Linked DNA regions of Homo sapiens: region 1 is linked to region 2. Evidence: read pairs that join two places in POLR2A ChIA-PET (ENCODE). Cell type or tissue: OCI-LY7. All regions are shown on one strand. Links, peaks and the distances in the headings refer to the core of each region. The heading gives the core; the rest is flanking DNA. Region 1 overlaps RBL1 (RB transcriptional corepressor like 1). Region 2 overlaps EPB41L1 (erythrocyte membrane protein band 4.1 like 1).

Region 1 (8,333 bases), core at 301-8,300, 830 kb after region 2:
GGTGATCCGCCTGCCTTGGCCTCCCAAAGTGCTGGGATTACAGGTGTGAGCCACCGCACCTGGCCTGCAGTCATTTTTATGATCCTGCATTGCATGTAAAGCAAAGATTGCAGACAGACAAACACACATACACAATCACACAGAGTCCAAAAATGGATGTACCGTACTATGTAACCTGAATACTTGTTCATCTAAGATTTGTTAAGGGATACTATGTGGTCAGGAGATTTTAACTGATTTTTAAAAATCCAAGCGCTATATAATCCACAAGATACACACATCAGCTCGCTACATCACAAGAGAAAATAAGGAAGAATGAACTAAAATCTTTCCATTGGTAAGTCTCAAAATGAACTATTTTAAGAATAAAAATAACTAGTTTATTAGATGAACTTAAGCATTCCAAAGAGAATACAAATTTTATTTTGCTTTAAATGTTTTTCTACAGAGACATACACAGGCAAAGGAAGAATATAAATTTGGGAAATTTGGAAAAGTAGGTATTTAGCTTAGTGATATGGTTTGGCTGTGTCCCCACCCAAATCTCATCTTGACTGTAGTTCCCATAATTCCCACGTGTCATGGGAGGGACCAGGTGGGAGGTCACTGAATCATGGGGGTGGGTCTTTCCCATGCTGTTCTCCTGATAGTGAATAAGTCTCATGAGATCTGATGGTTTTATCAAGAGGAGTTCCCCTGCACAAGCTCTCTTGCCTGCTGCCATGTAAGATGTGCCTTTGCTCTTCCCTTTGCCTTCCACCATGATCGTGAGGCCTCCCCAGCCATGTGGAACTGTGAGTAAATCAAACCTCTTTCCTTTATAAATTACCCAATTTTGGGTATGTCTTTATTAGCAGTGTGAGAACAGGCTAATACACTTATCTTGTTTTTTCCTTTCTTCTTTTTCTTTTTTTCTGGGACATGAGGGGGGTCTCACTATTTCGCCCAGGCTGGGTTCAAACACAATCCTCAATACTCCTGCCTCAGCCTTCTGAGTAGCTAGGACTACAGAAAGATGCCATCGTGCCTGACTTTAGCTTATTTAAACAGTTCTCCATTAGCATTCAGGAAAGATTACATATATTTATTAAATAAATTACATTTAAAATTCTATTAATATAGAATACACTATAGTATATAATATAGTGTACAATGAGCTACACAGGGGTGCTGGCACAAGCATCAAGCTCCTTTTCGAACCCTGCTGAATAAATTAGATTTCTTAATAACATACTCACAAGACTTAAAATTTTCCCTGAAAAAAAGCCAAATGCCCTTTGTTACTTTTTCATTCCTTTACCAATGTTGAACCTACCTCTTCGAAGACTCCCACTGTCAGTTCGAACTTCCTTGACTCTTGGGTGCATTAGAGGAGACATTGGCATCAGGGGAAGATGTCCCTGCACATTTCCTCCATTTCCTGTTTCAAAGTTATTTGGGAATATAACCTGTAGAAAACAAAAACCCTTTGATTTACATATAGATAAACTTGCTGATTAAAACTTATTAAAAATGTTTTCTTTTCTTTTTTTGAGATAAAGTCTCATTCTGTTGCCCAGGCTGGAATGCAGTGGCACGATTTCAGCTCACAGCAACCTCCAACGCCCGGGGTTCAAGTAATTCTCCTTCCTCAGCCTCCTGAGTAGCTGGGACTACAGGTGTGTGCCATCATGCCCGGCTAATTTTTGTATTTTTAGGAGAGACGAGGTTTCACCATGTTGGCCAGGCTGATCTCGAATTCCTGACCTCAGATGATTCACCCACCTCAGCCTCCCAAAGTGCTAGGATTACAGGTGTGAGCCACTGTGCCTGGCCGAAAAAGTGTTTTCTTAACTTTTTTTTACTATTTTATTTCTTTCTCACTTCTTCACAAAATACAACTTGGATAAAGTGCTCAATTCTTAATGTTAACGAACGTATGGAAAGAGTTCATTTCATTTAACCTTATAATTTATATAGGTAAGTTACCAACCACAAGAACTAAACCTCTGAGGTAGGCAGTATCATTCTCCATTTAGGGATGAGAAAATTGAGGATCTGAATGTGAAATTTGCCCAAGGTCACACAACTAGTAAGTTATAAGAGCAACGGCTTCAATACTAATCCTTCTTCAAGTTCACAGCTTTTTTGAACTTGAAGGAGTCTGAAGTTCTTCAATGGAAATAAACTGATGAATACTGAAGAGTGGCCCAATAAGTTACTGTCTGCTGCAAAAGACCAAAGAAGTATGGAAGAGAGATTTCAAGAAACCATCTTCTTTCCAATTCCTCCTGGCCTTGGACAGTTCTAGTAGTTTGGGATTAGGGAAAAATTCAAGAAGATTAATGAAGTACATAAGGAGACAAAACAAAGAATCAAAAGACACGAGTTACAAAAGAATAACAGAAGTAGACAAAAAAAACCCCACAATTTCTCACGATACTACTATTAAAAATGTAATTTGTGCACAACTCTGGGCACACATTTTTAATTTTTATTTATTTATTCATTTAATTTTTTTTTGAGACACAGTCTCGCTCTGTTGTCCAGGCTGGAGTGCAATGGCACGATCTCAGCTCACTGCAACCTCCGCCTCCTGGGTTCAAGCAATTCTCCTGCCTCAGCCTCCCAAGTAGCTGGGATTATGGGTGTGTGCCACCATGCCCAGCTAATTTTTTGTATTTTTAGTAGAGACGGGGTTTCACCATATTGGCCAGCCTGGTCTCGAACGCTTGACCTCAGGCAATCCACTTGCCTTGGCCTCCCAAAGTGCTGGGATTATAGTCATGAGCCACTGCACCAGCCTCTGTTTTTTATTTTTTAATTCTGAATACCACCAATGAAAAGTGTTCAATCTTTATACAGACATTTGAAAATTTTTAAGTAAGTTTAATGGTTTCCTAGACATGATATCAAAAAGCAGAAGCAAAAGAAAAAATATCTGAATTGGACACCATCAAAATTAAAAATTTTTGCATTTCAAAGACACCATCAAGAAAGTGAAAAGACAGGCCAGGTGCAGTGGCTCATGCCTGTAATCCCAGCACTTTGGAAGACCATCCTGGCTAACACGGTGAAACCCTGCCTCTACCACAAATATAAAGAAATTAGCTGGGCGTGGTGGTGGGTGCTTGTAGTCCCAGCTACTCAGGAGGCTGAGGCTGGAGAATGGCGTGAACCCGGGAGGTGGAGCTTGCAGTGAGCCGAGATCACGCCACCGCACTCCAGCCTGGGCAACAGAGCAAGACTTTGTCTCAAAAAAAAAAAAAAAAAAAGAAAGTGAAAAGACAACCTAGAAAATGGGAGAAACATTTTGCAAATCATTTATCTGATAAGGGATTTGTATCTAGAATAGATGAAGAACTCCTATAATTCAATAATAAAAAGACAACCCAATTACAAAATGGGCAAAAGATCTGAATAGACATTTCTCCAAAGAAGATATGCAAACAGCTTACAAGCACATAAAAAGATGTTGATCATCATTAGCCACCAGGGAAATGCAAATAAAACCACAATGAGATATTACTTCACTCCTACTAGAATGGCAGGATTAAAAAGGCAGATAATAACAAGCATTAGCAAGGATATGAAGAAACTGGAATCTTTCTACATTGACCGTAGGAACAATAAAATGGTGCAGCCATTTTAGAAAGCAGTCTGACAGTTTCCCAAAAGCTTAAACAGAGTTACCATATGAACCTGCAATTCCACTCCAAGAAAAATGAAAACATATGTACATATGTTCACACAAAAACTTGTGCCTGAATGTTCATAGCAGCATCAATCATAATAGCCAAAAGGGGTTAGTTGTGGTGGCTCATGCCTGTAATCCCAGCACTTTGGGAAACTGAGGTGGGAGGATCGCTTGAGCCCAGGAATTCAAGACTAGCCTGGGCAACATAGGGAGATCCCATCTCTACAAAAACTACAAAAATTAGCCAGGTGTGGTGTGTGTGCCTGTAGTCCCAGCTACTCAGAAGGCTGTGGGGAGATCATTTGTGCCTGGGAGGTTGAGGCTGCAGTGAGCCGTGATGGCGCCACTGCACTCCAGCCTGGGTGACAGAGTGAGATCTTGTCCCCCCCCCTCCAAAAAAAAAAAAAAAAAAGTCAAAAGGTGGAAACAACTCAAATATTTATCAACCGATGAATGGATAAATAAAATGTAGCATCCATACAATGGAATATTACTTAGCAACAAAAGGAAATGAGCCAGATGTGGTGGCTCACACTTGCAATTCTAGCACTTTGGGAGGCTGAGATGGGAGGACTGCTTGAGCTCAGGAGTTTGAGATCAGCCTGTGCAACATGGCAAGATCCTGTCTCTACACACACATGCGCGCGTGCACACACACACACACACACACACAATTAGCCGGGTGTGGCCAGGCGCGGTGGCTCAAGCCTCTAGCCTCTAATCCCAGCACTTTGGGAGGCTGAGGCAGGTGGAGCATGAGGTCAGGAGTTCAAGAACAGCCTGGACAAGATGGTGAAACCCCGTCTCTACTAAAAAAAGTACAAAAAAAATTAGCCGGGTGTGGTGGTGGGTGCCTATAATCCCAGCTACACGGGAGGCTGAGACAGAGAATTGCTTGAACTGGGAGGCAGACGTTGCAGTGAGCCGAGACTGTGCCACTGCTCTCCAGCCTGGGTGACAGAGCAAGACTCCATCTCAAAAAAAGAAAAACAGAAAGAAAAAAAAATTAGCCGGGTGTGGGTGTGGTGGTATGTGCCTGTGGTCTCAGCTACTTGAGAGGCAGAAGGACAGTTTGGGCCGAGGAAGTTGAGGGTGTAGTCAGTGCACCATCTTTGTCCACTGCACACCAGCCCGGGCAAGAGTGAAACCCCGCCTTAAAAAAAGAGAGGAAATGAAATACCGATACATTCTACAACATGGATGAACCTTAAAAACATTATGCTAAGTGACAGATGCCCAGTCAAAAGGGACTACATTTTTATGATTCCATTTATATGAAATGTCTAGAATAGGCAAATTTATGGAGACAGAAAGTAGATTAGTGGTTACTTACAGCTAGGGAGAAGATTCGGGGGTAGGGAAGTGATAGCTAAAGGATGTAGGTTTCTTTTTGAAGTGATGACTATATTCTAAAATTGTGGTTATGGCTGCACATATCTATTTATATACTAAAACCACTGAATTGTACACTTAAAATGGGTGAACTCTATGGTATAGGAATTATCTCTCAATAAAGCTGGTTTTTTTTTTTTTTTTTTTAATGATACGATTATCAGCCTTGCCCAGACTCACTTCTTCACAGGTAGGAACTTTGTTTGCAGAAACCTGGAGAGCCTCCCACAGTGCAGAATCGTGACTCCATGCTAAACTCTCCAAAATCTGTTCTTCAATGCTGTTTAGGTGTTTCACCATGTCCCTTGAGAGCCCCTCTTCTGAGCGGATCACCACCTCAATAACCTGCAGAGGAGAAAGTGAGAAGGCAATGTGGTTTCAAGCAGTTAGTTCTAGTCTGGACTTGCATGTAGGACTAGCTGTGGCTTTCTTCTTCTTCTTCTTTTTTTTGAGACGGAGTTTCCCTCTGTTGCCCAGGCTGGAGTACAGTGGTGTGATCTTGGCTCACTGCAACCTCTGCCTCCCAGGTTCAAGTGATTCTCCTGCCTCAGCCTCCCGAGTAGCTGGGATTACAGGCACCTGCCACCACACCTGGCTAATTTTTGTAGTTTTTAGTAGAGCCGAGGTTTCACCATGTTGGCTAGGCTGGTCTAGAACTCCTGACCTCAGGTGATCTGCCCGCCTAGGCCTCCCAAAGTGCTGGGACTACAGTTGTGAGCCACTGCGCCCGGCCACTGTGGCCTTATTCTGTGGCACAGAACCAAAGTCATCTTTGAACCATAATTCTGTGGCTTACTAACATCTTCTAATTTATAAAGGAGTTTTTAAGTTCTTTAAAATATGTTCACATATATTTCTGTTTTTCACGTTTTATATTATAAATGACAACTTGAGGCAACGATAGGTGAAAACTGGTCAACAGACCAACAGTGGGAGAAGTCAGGTCTTGGGTTCCAAGTCTAGTTCTATTTTGAATGTATTGCTCCTTTCCAGACTATTTTTTCCACTAACTCAAAATAACAGAATGAATGAACTATTTAAAGTGACTTTGCGTATATACACTATAATTCCATTTTATAAGGGAAGTATCTAGAATAAAGTTTATATACACAAAATATTAATAATATGATTGTTAATAGATTATGATGTATGACTTTAATATTCACATTTATTTACTTATTTATTTATTTATTTATTTATTTATTTATTTATTTATTTTGAGACGGAGTCTCACTCTGTCACCCAGGCTGGAGTGCAGCGGCGCCATCTCGGCTCACTGCAATCTCTGCCTCCCAGGTTCAAGCGATTCTCCTGCCTCAGCCTCCCGGGTAGCTGGGACTACAGGCACGTGCCCCCATGCCTGGCTAATTTTTTGTATTTTTAGTAGAGATGGGGTTTTACTATATTAGCCAGGATGGTCTCAATCTCCTGACCTCATGATCCGCCCGCCTTGGCCTCCCAAAGTGCTGGGATTATAGGCATGAGCCACCGTGCCTGGCCCACATTTATGTTTATGATTTTCTTCAATGAGCACATATCATTTATGTCATTTAAAAAAACAAAGGAGGCCGACACAGTGGCTCATGCCTGTAATCCCAGCACTTTAGGAGGCCACAGTGAGAGGATTGCTTGAGACCAGGAGTTCGAGACCAGCCTGGGCAACATAGTGAAACCGAGTCTCTATTGAAAAAAAAGGCATTTAGCTGCTTGAATAAAATAAGGATGTTATAAATAAAAACCAATTACTATGAGGTTGTTGACAAAACTAAACTTTTTCCTAATGGCAAAAGTTGAATACACACATTAACATTAAAGTGAGTGTATAGTAGAATCACTTCTCCCTAAGAAACCTAAAAATACTTTAATCACACTCAGTAATTCACACAGATAAGCTTTCCAATGACCTGCATTTTCTACAACTTTAATTCAGGCATACTTTAGGTATAAAAATTTAACTCTTCAAACCAATTTTTCTATCACCAGTAGAAAAGTACCTAGATGACTAAATATTAACTAAATCATGCCAAGAAGCGTAACAGTAGCATTAGTCTTAAAGTTCGATACTATGTAACATTAAACGTTATTGACTGTGATGACTAAACGTTATTGAGGGTGATGATGTAGTTCAATAGCTATGACCTCTGTTTTATTTTGAAAAGATTAACAAAAATAGTTCTAGCAAGAAAAATAAAGGTAAGGTAAGTAAGATTCATTCACACTGAATTAGCTCAAACTTGGGGAAGAAGCATAATCTATTATTACGGCTTTATTAGTTAGACCACCACCAAAATCAATTTTAGGTCTTCCTTCCTCTTGGTAGAAAGCGTTTTTTGTTCTTCATCATGCATTTGTTTAATAGGATTATAATTTTCATTCATAAATATGGAAAATTTGAAGTTAAGTACTAGTTCCAGGTCACATTTTCAAGTCCGTGTTAACAAAGGAACTGAAGCTGTAAGATTGACTTAATTTACTGATACTCTCACCTTCTCTCTCTCTTTTTTTTTCTTTGAAACAGGGTCTTGCTTAGGTGCCCAGGCTGGAGTGTGGTGGCATAATCATACCTCACTGTAACCTCAAACTCCTGGACTCAAGCCATCCTCCAGCCTCAGTTTTCCAAAGTGCTGGGATTATAGGTGTGAGCCACTGTATGCTCAACTCTCTCTTGTGTTCTTGGTTTCACCCAAGAGGAATATATATTATCTTTTTTTTTTTTTTTGAGACAGAATTTTGCTCCTGTCGTCTAGGCTGGAGTGTAATTGTATGATCTCCGCTCACTGCAAACCTCCACCTCCCAGGTTAAAGCAATTCTCCTGCCTCAGCCTCTCAAGCAGCTGAGATTACAGGTGCTCGCCACAATGCCTGGCTAATTTTTTTTGGTATTTTTAGTAGAGACGGAGTTTCACCATTTTGGCCAGGCTGGTCTCGAACTCCTGACCTCAGATAATCCTCCCACCTTGGCCTTTCAAAGTGCTGGGATTACAGGCGTGAGCCACCATGCCTAGCCAGGAATATATATTTTCAGAACACATCTGGAAACACTTTCCAGATATCACAACAGTGTTTTTCTTCAGCACTAAGATAAATACAATGTTTCTGTGAGAAACACTGTTTTCATCTCATAACAGAACTTTGTTTTCATCTCACCTTATAAAAGTAAAATGGTTGCAAGTTGAGAACTTCAATAATCCAAGGAAAAGTACGAGGTGAGCTATAGGCAAAGAGCACAATTTCCAAACAACAAGCCATCAAGGAACGATGAAAT
Region 2 (8,333 bases), core at 246-8,245:
CCAGGTAACTTGTGCCTTCCAATGTACCCTAAGCATGGGTATTGGGCATTTGGTGGTAGGGTCCCCACTGCTGTGGCCAAACCCCTTGGCCAGCTCTTTTAATCTCAGCTTCCCTGGAACCCATATGTTAATCCTGATGCTCTCCTGTGCCTCAGTGTCCTCTCTGAGCTCTGGGGAGGGGCAACGGGTAAAGCAGGTTCCTGTCCTGGGCAGACCATACTTCTTAAAGCCTCCATTTAGCCATCCATAAAATGGGAATGACCCTGTCTACCCCTTCCTCCTGGGCATATTGGGAGGACTGTACTGACTAGTGGATTGGGACCTTGGTGTTCACATTGCTTGGAGGAGTTGGAGAGGTTTCTTGAGGTATCTCAGGGGCTGCTTGAGGAGAGAAGAGGGAGAGATCCCAATTCAGCTTCAGTCAGAATAGCTCACCTTGGGTCATTTTTTATGCATTAGAGTTCCACATCAGATCAGTAAAATGAACAAAGTGAAAGAAGAAAACCGAAGATCATGTGTCTTGACAAGAAGCAGCATCCTGACCACCTGGAGAAAGCCGTCAGGCATAGGCACAGGCCCACGACTTCCAGTCCATTCCCTGCACTCCTTCCATGCTTTTTAAACTTAGGAAGTTAAGATTGAGGATCTGATAGATGCCCTCCTGGTTTTTCCTGGCCAGAAGAGCTACAATGCTAGGAGCTTTTTTGCTCTGAGACTAACCTTTTCCTGAAGAACTGAAATAAGACCAGGCACAGTGGCTCACATCTGTAATCCCAGCACTTTGTGAGGCCAAGGCAGGCAGATCGCTTGAGCCCAGGGGTACAAGACCAGCCTGGGCAATATAGGGAGACCCCAGCTCTACAAAAAATACAAAAATTAGCTGGGCATGGTAGCACATGCCTGTAGTCCCAGCTGCTCGGGAGGCTGATGTAGGAGGATCACTAAAACCCAGGAGGTCGAAGCTGCAGTGAACTATGAGCTATGATTCCACCACTGCATTCCAGCTTGGGTGACAGGGAAAAAAAGAGAGAGAAAGAGAAAACTGAAATAAGACATAAACCAATACAACATGGGCAATTCTTTTGTTTCCAGATTTCTTTCTCCCACTTTTATAATGATGGTAGGAGTTTATGAGGCCGTCTACTACAGGTCAGGACTCTTGAGTTCTGATGAGCTGTGTGACCTTGGGCAAGCTGCTTCCCCCACTGACCTGTTTTGTTTTAGTAACACGTGTTTCTGTTGTGTTTTCATACAGAAAAGTATAAAGAAACTAAAATTGGCCCTAGATCCCACAGCCCAGTAACCCTTATTGACATAAAAACAAAACAACAAAAAAAGTTTATAGTTATACAATTCAAGCAGAACAAAATGGGATTTTTCTTATAATATCACCCAGAAAAAAATATAAGCCTATTTCAACACAGATACCTACATCTCTATATACTTAACAATGTTTACACAGAAGTGATCATTTTCTTACAACTTACCTTTCTTCTTAGTAATTATTTTGGAGATCACTCCTTGTTGGCATACATAGACCCACCTTACTCTTGATCATCTCAGTTAGGAGGCAAATCTTGATTTATTTCGCTGTCTCCCAATGGCTCGCCCTGTGATTGTTTTTGTTTTGTGCAATTCACTATCAGCGCTCGTGAATTTCCTTGCTCATACTTCTCGGTGAGCTTTTCAAAGGTTATATCCAAAGAGTCAGTTCCTAGAGATTGCTAGGTCAAAGATTACACGCATTGCAATTTGGATAGAATTTGCCAGATAGTCTGAGATTATTTTTTATTTACCAAATACACTGGTTGAAATGTAATGAGGGCCTGTTGCACCTCTGTGATTTGGTCTGTGTGCAGCCCCCTGCCAGTGATGTTCACTCACACAGCCTGTCACTTTGTAACTGGGAGGCCGTGAGCCCAGGTGACAGATGCTGCAGGTATACCCAGCTCTCCCCAGCTCTAACGACTCCTCCTCTGGTCAGCAGGTTGATGGGAGTGCCTCAGTGGGGAGGGAGTTCATAGCAACCACTCCCTCCATCACCACGGAGACCATATCGACCACCATGGTAAGTTGAACCCAGGAGGCTTCCCTCTCTGACCAGCCCCCTGCCCCACCAAACAGCCAGAGAACAAGCTAACATCGCCTGGCTGCTTCAGGAAGTTGTGAGCTGCCCTCGCTGCATCAGGCATGGGACATAAGTCAGCTGTTTATTATCTGGGGCTTTAGTTGCCACAGGACATAGTCAGGCCTCAGTTTTCCAAAGTGAGTAATGTGGGCGATGGAATCCCCACTGATAGTGTCAGTTATCTAGGCCATCTCAGCCACAGCAGAGAGAGAGAGAGGATGGTCTTCTTTGGTTATTGGCACCCACGAATCTCATCTTGCATTGAGATTTCATTGGCTCATCTCACCTCCACTCTGAAGGTGAGGCTGGACCCATCCTGGTGGCTGCACATTGTCTCATGCCTTAGACCACTTCCTTGCCTTGGTCAGTAGATGGCGTGTGGTGACCCTAAGTTGGAACCAGGATTTTTGGGACCTCCCTATTGAGGGACCTCATGGTTCTGCTACTTATTTGCTGTCTGACCCATGAAGGAAGGCCCTTGGCCTGAGGTGTCCTCATCTGCAAAATGGCAATAATCCCCATTCTGCAGTTCTTAAGAGACCCCGGCAACACTAGATCCCTTCATGATTAAACAGAACAGATAGCATTTGGCACACAGGTTGTGGTTCCAGTCAATGTGCTGAGACTCCTGAGTGGATAATCTCCGTGGATGCTCACAGACACTGTGAGGTGGATGCTCTTCCCTCCACAACCTTTATAGATGAGGTAACTGAAGTTCAGAGAGGTAAAGCGACTTACCCAAGGTCACACAATCAATAAGTGGTAGTGCCAGGTTATCCCCAGGCCTTCTGACACCAGGAGCCCCACTTTCAACCCCAGCCACTCTGCTCTGCTTCCTTAATCCTGACCATTGTGAACATCAGCCGCATGGGGCTGGGGCTGCGGTTGCAGCCACTACTCGGGCTAGGGAAGGTAGCAGTGCTGGAGCCAGAGAAGTTGTTTTCAAATACTGTTTCTTGCCAACCTCCTGACATACACATAGGAAGGTAATTCCATCAATCTAGACTAGCCAGCAGGTAGGTTTTGAATACACAGAAATTTTAAAATCAATAAGTCCAAACTAGTTACCAGCTTGCACACCTTTCCCTGGTCACTCAGTTCCTCCTCTCCCCTCAGTCCTTCACCACGTGTCATTGGGATGCTTGTAGGGCTAAATTTAAATCCGTTCATATGGTGAGCAGGCACTTATACCATTCATTTACTCATCCATCCATCCATCTATTCATTCATTTGTTCCAAAAACATTTATTAGTCTGTACTATCTGCCTGGTATGGGGGATACAGTTGAAGAAACTATACTGCCTGCTGGAATTCATTCATTCAAATGACCATCATGAGCACCTTTAATGTGCTGTGACCCTGTATTTAGGTTCTGGGCATACAGCGGAGAACAAGGCCCAGCTGTCCCACTTCCTGGCTGGATGACCTTGGGCAAGTCACCCGAACCTCTCCAAACCTCAGTTTTCACTTCTGTAAAATGGGTGAGGGTAGAGGGCAGTAATAGCATGACCTCAAAGGGCTGATGTGAGGGGGAACGAAAGCAATCTGTGCAAAGCCCTGAGAACAGTGCCTGGCGCATAATAAGTGGCCTGAAGATGTGAGCTGCAGTTACTTCTTTCCTGCCTTCATGGGACAGTGTAATAATGCTATCCTAGGGGCCACCAGGAGGACAGCTATGGGGTGACAGCTCTGCCAGGAGGAGCCAGGAAAGGCTTTCCCTAGGCAGGGACATTTGAGTGAGCTATGCTTGAAGGATAAATTAAAGTATGGTCCTGGGGGAAGGCATTCTAGACAGTGGGAAAAGCAAGTGCAAAGGGCAGAAGGGAAGGAGTGCAGCATTTGGGGAAGGACCAGTGGTCAAGAAAGCCAGATGTCAAGCACACGGAGGAGGAGTCGGGGGGGAAGAGCTGGAAAGGAAGGCTAGGCCAGAGCTTGATAGACCTCAAATGTCATATACCAAGTTCAAACTTCTGTCCTGCAGACAATGGGGAATCACTTAAATTTTTTACATTAGGGACATGATGTCATCAGATATGTGTTTCTGTGTTTTAGAAAGATTATTCTAGCAACCTCTGTGGAGGAGGGACTTGAGCAAAAAATTCTTCCCTCCTTCTCTCTCTCTCCTTCCTTCCACAAATATTGATTGAACACCCATGATGTGTATAGTTCTGTACCAGCCACTGTGAATCCAGCTTGAAGAAGGGAACATCCCGGGGCTCTAGGGCCCACATGCCACTGGGAGAGACAGAGAGAGAAGGCAGGGAACCAGCTTAGATGCTGGTGCCCAGGCTGGGGTGGGGCTGGAGTGCAAGGAGGTGGATGCAGAGAAGGGGTCAGGGTTAAGGGATGCCTGGAGGGGGGAAAGCACAGGATTTGGTCGTTGGTAGGATGTTCAGGGGACAAGAGGAAAGATGAGCTCGTGACACCGTTCACTAGCCAATGGTTCTCAAAATGTGGTTCCAGGAACCTGTTAGCAAGGCAGGTCCTTTGGGCTCCTCCTTAGACCTATTGACTCGGAAACTCTAGGGTGGGGCCCAGCAGTGTGTGTTTTTCCAAGCCCTCCAGCTGATGCCTCTGAAGTTGGAGAACTGCTGATGTAAACAGAGTGATGGGGGAAAGTGCTCTTTAGTGACAAGCGTGTGTTGGAAGTGGAAGAAGCAGTGAATTCCTTTCGAGATCGGATGAGTCTGAGGTGCCTGTGGAACATTTCCAGGGCAAAATGTCTAGGACACAACTGGTTTTAAAGGCCTAGGGTCCAATAAATATCTGGGCTATAGGTGAAGGGATAGGGGACTTTGACCTCCATGAGGCAGCAGAAGCTGTTGAGTAGCCGAGGTGGCCCAGAGAGCGGGTGGCAAGTGAGGAGAGCCTGAATGTGGAGGAAGAGAGGGCTGAGTTTGCCTTGGTCAGGGAGAGGAACCACTCCTCCTGGAGGCAGGTGACGGGACTGGCCAAGGATACAGGAGAGGAAGGGAGGAGCAGAGGGTGCCTCGTTTTGAATGACTGATGTCCCTAGTGGTGGCCTCTGTTTTTAGTGTGAAGGTGGAGGTGAGGCTTTGCCCTGGGAAAGACAGAACAATGAGAGAATAAGAGGCTTTAAGGGAGAACTTCCCAGAATGATGCTAGGATTCATAGGGGTTAGTGGCTGTTAAGGGGAAAGGAAGCATTGAGCCCGGAAGCTGCCCTTGGGAAGCCTGCTGCTGGGCCACATTCTGGAACTGCAGGTGCATCTGGGAACGTGCCTTGTGGTGCAGTACCAAGGAACCAGGCTGCTGGCAGCCTCAGCAGGATGCAGGTGTGGGAGCGGCAGGGGAAAGTCAGCGAGTTTCTTTTCTCACCTGTCCCTTGGTAGGCAGAAGTCCAGATCTAGTGCCATGCCTGGACCAGAATCAGAGGTCAGGCCACTGAGGACCTGCAGAATGGACACAGTTCTGGGCCCCTGGACAGACAAGGCTGAGCCCTGAGATGGTGCAGAAAGTAGGAGGTAGAAGCAGGCAGCTGGGCCCTGGCGCCAGATCGGGGGCAGTAAGTCAGGGGACAATTCCAGGAAGATCTAGCAATTAGAATTTAAGGTAGGGCCAAGAGAGCTGTCTGAAGGGAAAGATTCCCAAGGGCAGAGTGGCGTGCACAGTGTGTTGGACTTGGAGTCAGACAACATGGAGTTAAGTTCCAGCTCTACCACTAACTTGCTGGGAGACTGAACTCTTAAGTTTCTCTTGCCCTCCAGTTTCTCATCTGTAAATCAGGAATATTAAAAATAATGCCCAACTGGTGTTATGAGAATTAAACGAGATGAGGCATGTAACATCCTTAAAATGATGCCTCGCACATAGCAAGCACTCAGAAAGTCATTATTATTATTATATTCTAAATAGCCAGCTTATGCCCCTATATTTATCCTATGTATTTTGGTTTGCAAAACCTTTTCTACTCCATTAGCTTCATAGGTTCTGTGTGGGATTGGGGCAAGGGTCCTTTTTTACAGATGAATCTGTGAGGCCCATAGAGAGGAAGTGGCTCTGCCCCAAGTCACATGGCTTGAAGGTGGCAGGGCAGGACACGAGCCTGAATCTGGCAACTCCTCTGCTAGTGCTTCCGGAGAACAATGCCATGTCTTGATCACTACAGTGTTCCTAACGCCAGACAGTCTGTAAATGTTTGTTGAATGAGCGAGTGTGCAAGTGTGCGAGTGAACAAATGTGTGCCTGAGTGAGCAAGGGATGAATGAGGCGGAACTGAACGATGCCTTCAGTCCTTTGCTTCTATTATTTCTACTCAACCTTGTGGTCGTGATAGCTACATGGCCACATGCTCCGCCCATCCTGGGGGCCCACCCGGCTGAGAGCTGGCCATCTGAGCACTATTGTTTCCCCAGGAGAACAGTCTCAAGTCCGGGAAGGGGGCAGCTGCCATGATCCCAGGCCCACAGACGGTGGCCACGGAAATCCGTTCTCTTTCTCCGGTAAGTGGGCAAGGCCAGCTCAGGCTAGGGGACTCCACACTGAGAATATGGGCATGGACCCATGTATGGCTGGCAGGAAGTGCAGCGTTGAGCCCAGAAGGCACCCTTCTAGGTGCAAAGCCAGGAAACTGGACCCTTTTCAGATGCCCACAGGGCTCCCTGGTGCCTGCTAGAATCTCATGAGTGGCCCTCCCCACCGCCCACACATGTAAGTGGGGCATTGGTGACATGTGAGGGTAAAGCGGCCCCTCACCTTGGTGGTGCTGCTGAGGGTTCTTTTGCATCTGCCCTCCCTACTAACCAGGAAGAGCAATGGACTAGGAGGCCAGAGGCTTGGATTCTGGACCTGCCTCTGTTGGTGCCTGCCCAGTGACCCTGAGTCTGTCACTGTAGGGTCTCTTTCAGCTCTTGCATTCTCCAAGTCTGTGGTTCTCATTGTTTAGCTCCGCAGAGAGCGTGCACCTGGCTATGACAGGATGGGGCATCAGGAGGGCTGTGTTTCCACCTTGGATCCTTTTGGTCATTCTTCCATGATGCCAGGATTCTTAAATTCTAGGGTATTGTTAGGATTCTGGGCCTCAGGAATCTTAGCGTCTAGGAATCTCAGACTCCAGGATTTGAGAATTTGATGGGTCTAGTTTTCTGAAGATTCTAGTATTCTTGAATTCTTAATGGCTGAAAGCATCTTGGCTTCGAAACGTCACCTTCACAGAGCCCTTTACCCCACCCCGCCCTCACCCCTCCAGAGCCCACTGTCCTTACCTGACACCCTGGGTGGGGGGTGGTTATATTCTGCAGATCATCGGGAAAGATGTCCTCACCAGCACCTACGGCGCCACTGCGGAAACCCTCTCAACCTCCACCACCACCCATGTCACCAAAGTGAGTAGCAGCAGGGCGCCCCATGCCCCCAGCCGAGCTGCAGGCGAGAAGGTCATGACTGTTGTTCTGCTTCGGCTTCGCCATCTGTAAAGTGGACAGAGAAAACCTGTAGTGTTTACCAGCTTCTGGAATACTGTGCGCTTTGTCCTGTGCCACATGTTGTTCTAGGCACGGGCCCTTCCCACACGGCGTTGACAGCCAGGCTAGGGGGAACAATACTCTCCTCTTTGAAGTAACTGTGAACCATGGCGTGTGCGCCTTGTAGATGGAAAGTGCTGGAGGAATCTAGACGGGGTGACATATGGGAGGCCCTGCAAGAGTCAGGAAGCATCTCCTGGAAGAAGTAGGGACTGAGTAGAGTCTTGGAAAGCCAGGCAGGACACCTGAGGGAGGAGAAGACAGATGCGGGTGTTCTAAGCAAAGCAGAAGAGGGAAGCAGAAATTGTGTGTTTGCTTATTTGTTTGTTCACTGAGCAGATGTTAGTGAGTGTCAACTTTGTGTTAGCCTCTGTGCCAGGGCTGCTGGATGTAGCAGTAAGTGAGGCCTGTTTATGGGACATGAGAAGCACATGTAGGGGGTGTAACTGGGAAATTAGGTTGCACTGGGGGCAGGGAGGTGGAATATAGAGCAAATAACAAATACCAGGACACATTTGACTCTGGAGGATCTGGGCCTCAGGGAGATTGGAAAGCCATGAAGGTTTTTAGATTGGAGAGTAACCCAGTGAACATAGGTTTAAGGAGAGAATATCAGGTCCACCAGGATGTGTAGATAGGTGGGAGAAAGAAGAGGGAGAAGTATGGAGAGAGACGGATAATAAATAACTCAGGCCTGGTGGGGAGGGCCTGGACCAGGGTGTG

The links. ChIA-PET counts read pairs that join two places held together with the same protein. Peaks named below come from ENCODE experiments on the same cell type or tissue, not always from the same donor. Only the 100,000 strongest peaks of a DNase experiment are listed, where the experiment ranks them.
Region 1: POLR2A ChIA-PET joins it to region 2 with 6 read pairs; 1 of 35 experiments calls an interaction of 5 or more read pairs at or near these places.

The regions. Positions count from the first base shown.
Region 1 is chr20:37,038,838-37,047,170 of GRCh38, forward strand. It overlaps RBL1 (RB transcriptional corepressor like 1), which reads right to left. Exons shown (of 22, transcript NM_002895.5): 12 at 8,216-8,333; 13 at 5,249-5,413; 14 at 1,316-1,448. Among named protein-coding and RNA genes, the nearest start is that of RBL1, 53 kb to the right of the region's middle. RefSeq lists enhancers at 4,587-4,686, 5,427-5,596. In OCI-LY7, for the core only: no CTCF peak of the experiment used is centred there; DNase peaks (open chromatin) are centred at 4,944 and 5,414; H3K4me3 peaks cover 971 bases; H3K27ac peaks cover 1,904 bases.
Region 2 is chr20:36,212,373-36,220,705 of GRCh38, forward strand. It overlaps EPB41L1 (erythrocyte membrane protein band 4.1 like 1), which reads left to right. Exons shown (of 22, transcript NM_012156.2): 16 at 1-4; 17 at 1,985-2,068; 18 at 6,504-6,590; 19 at 7,389-7,472. LOC105372602 (a long non-coding RNA gene) reads right to left here. Exons shown (of 3, transcript XR_936695.2): 2 at 7,353-7,556; 3 at 965-1,004. Among named protein-coding and RNA genes, the nearest start is that of AAR2, 20 kb to the right of the region's middle. RefSeq lists an enhancer at 1-765. In OCI-LY7, for the core only: CTCF peaks have their summits at 2,503 and 2,707; a DNase peak (open chromatin) is centred at 2,509.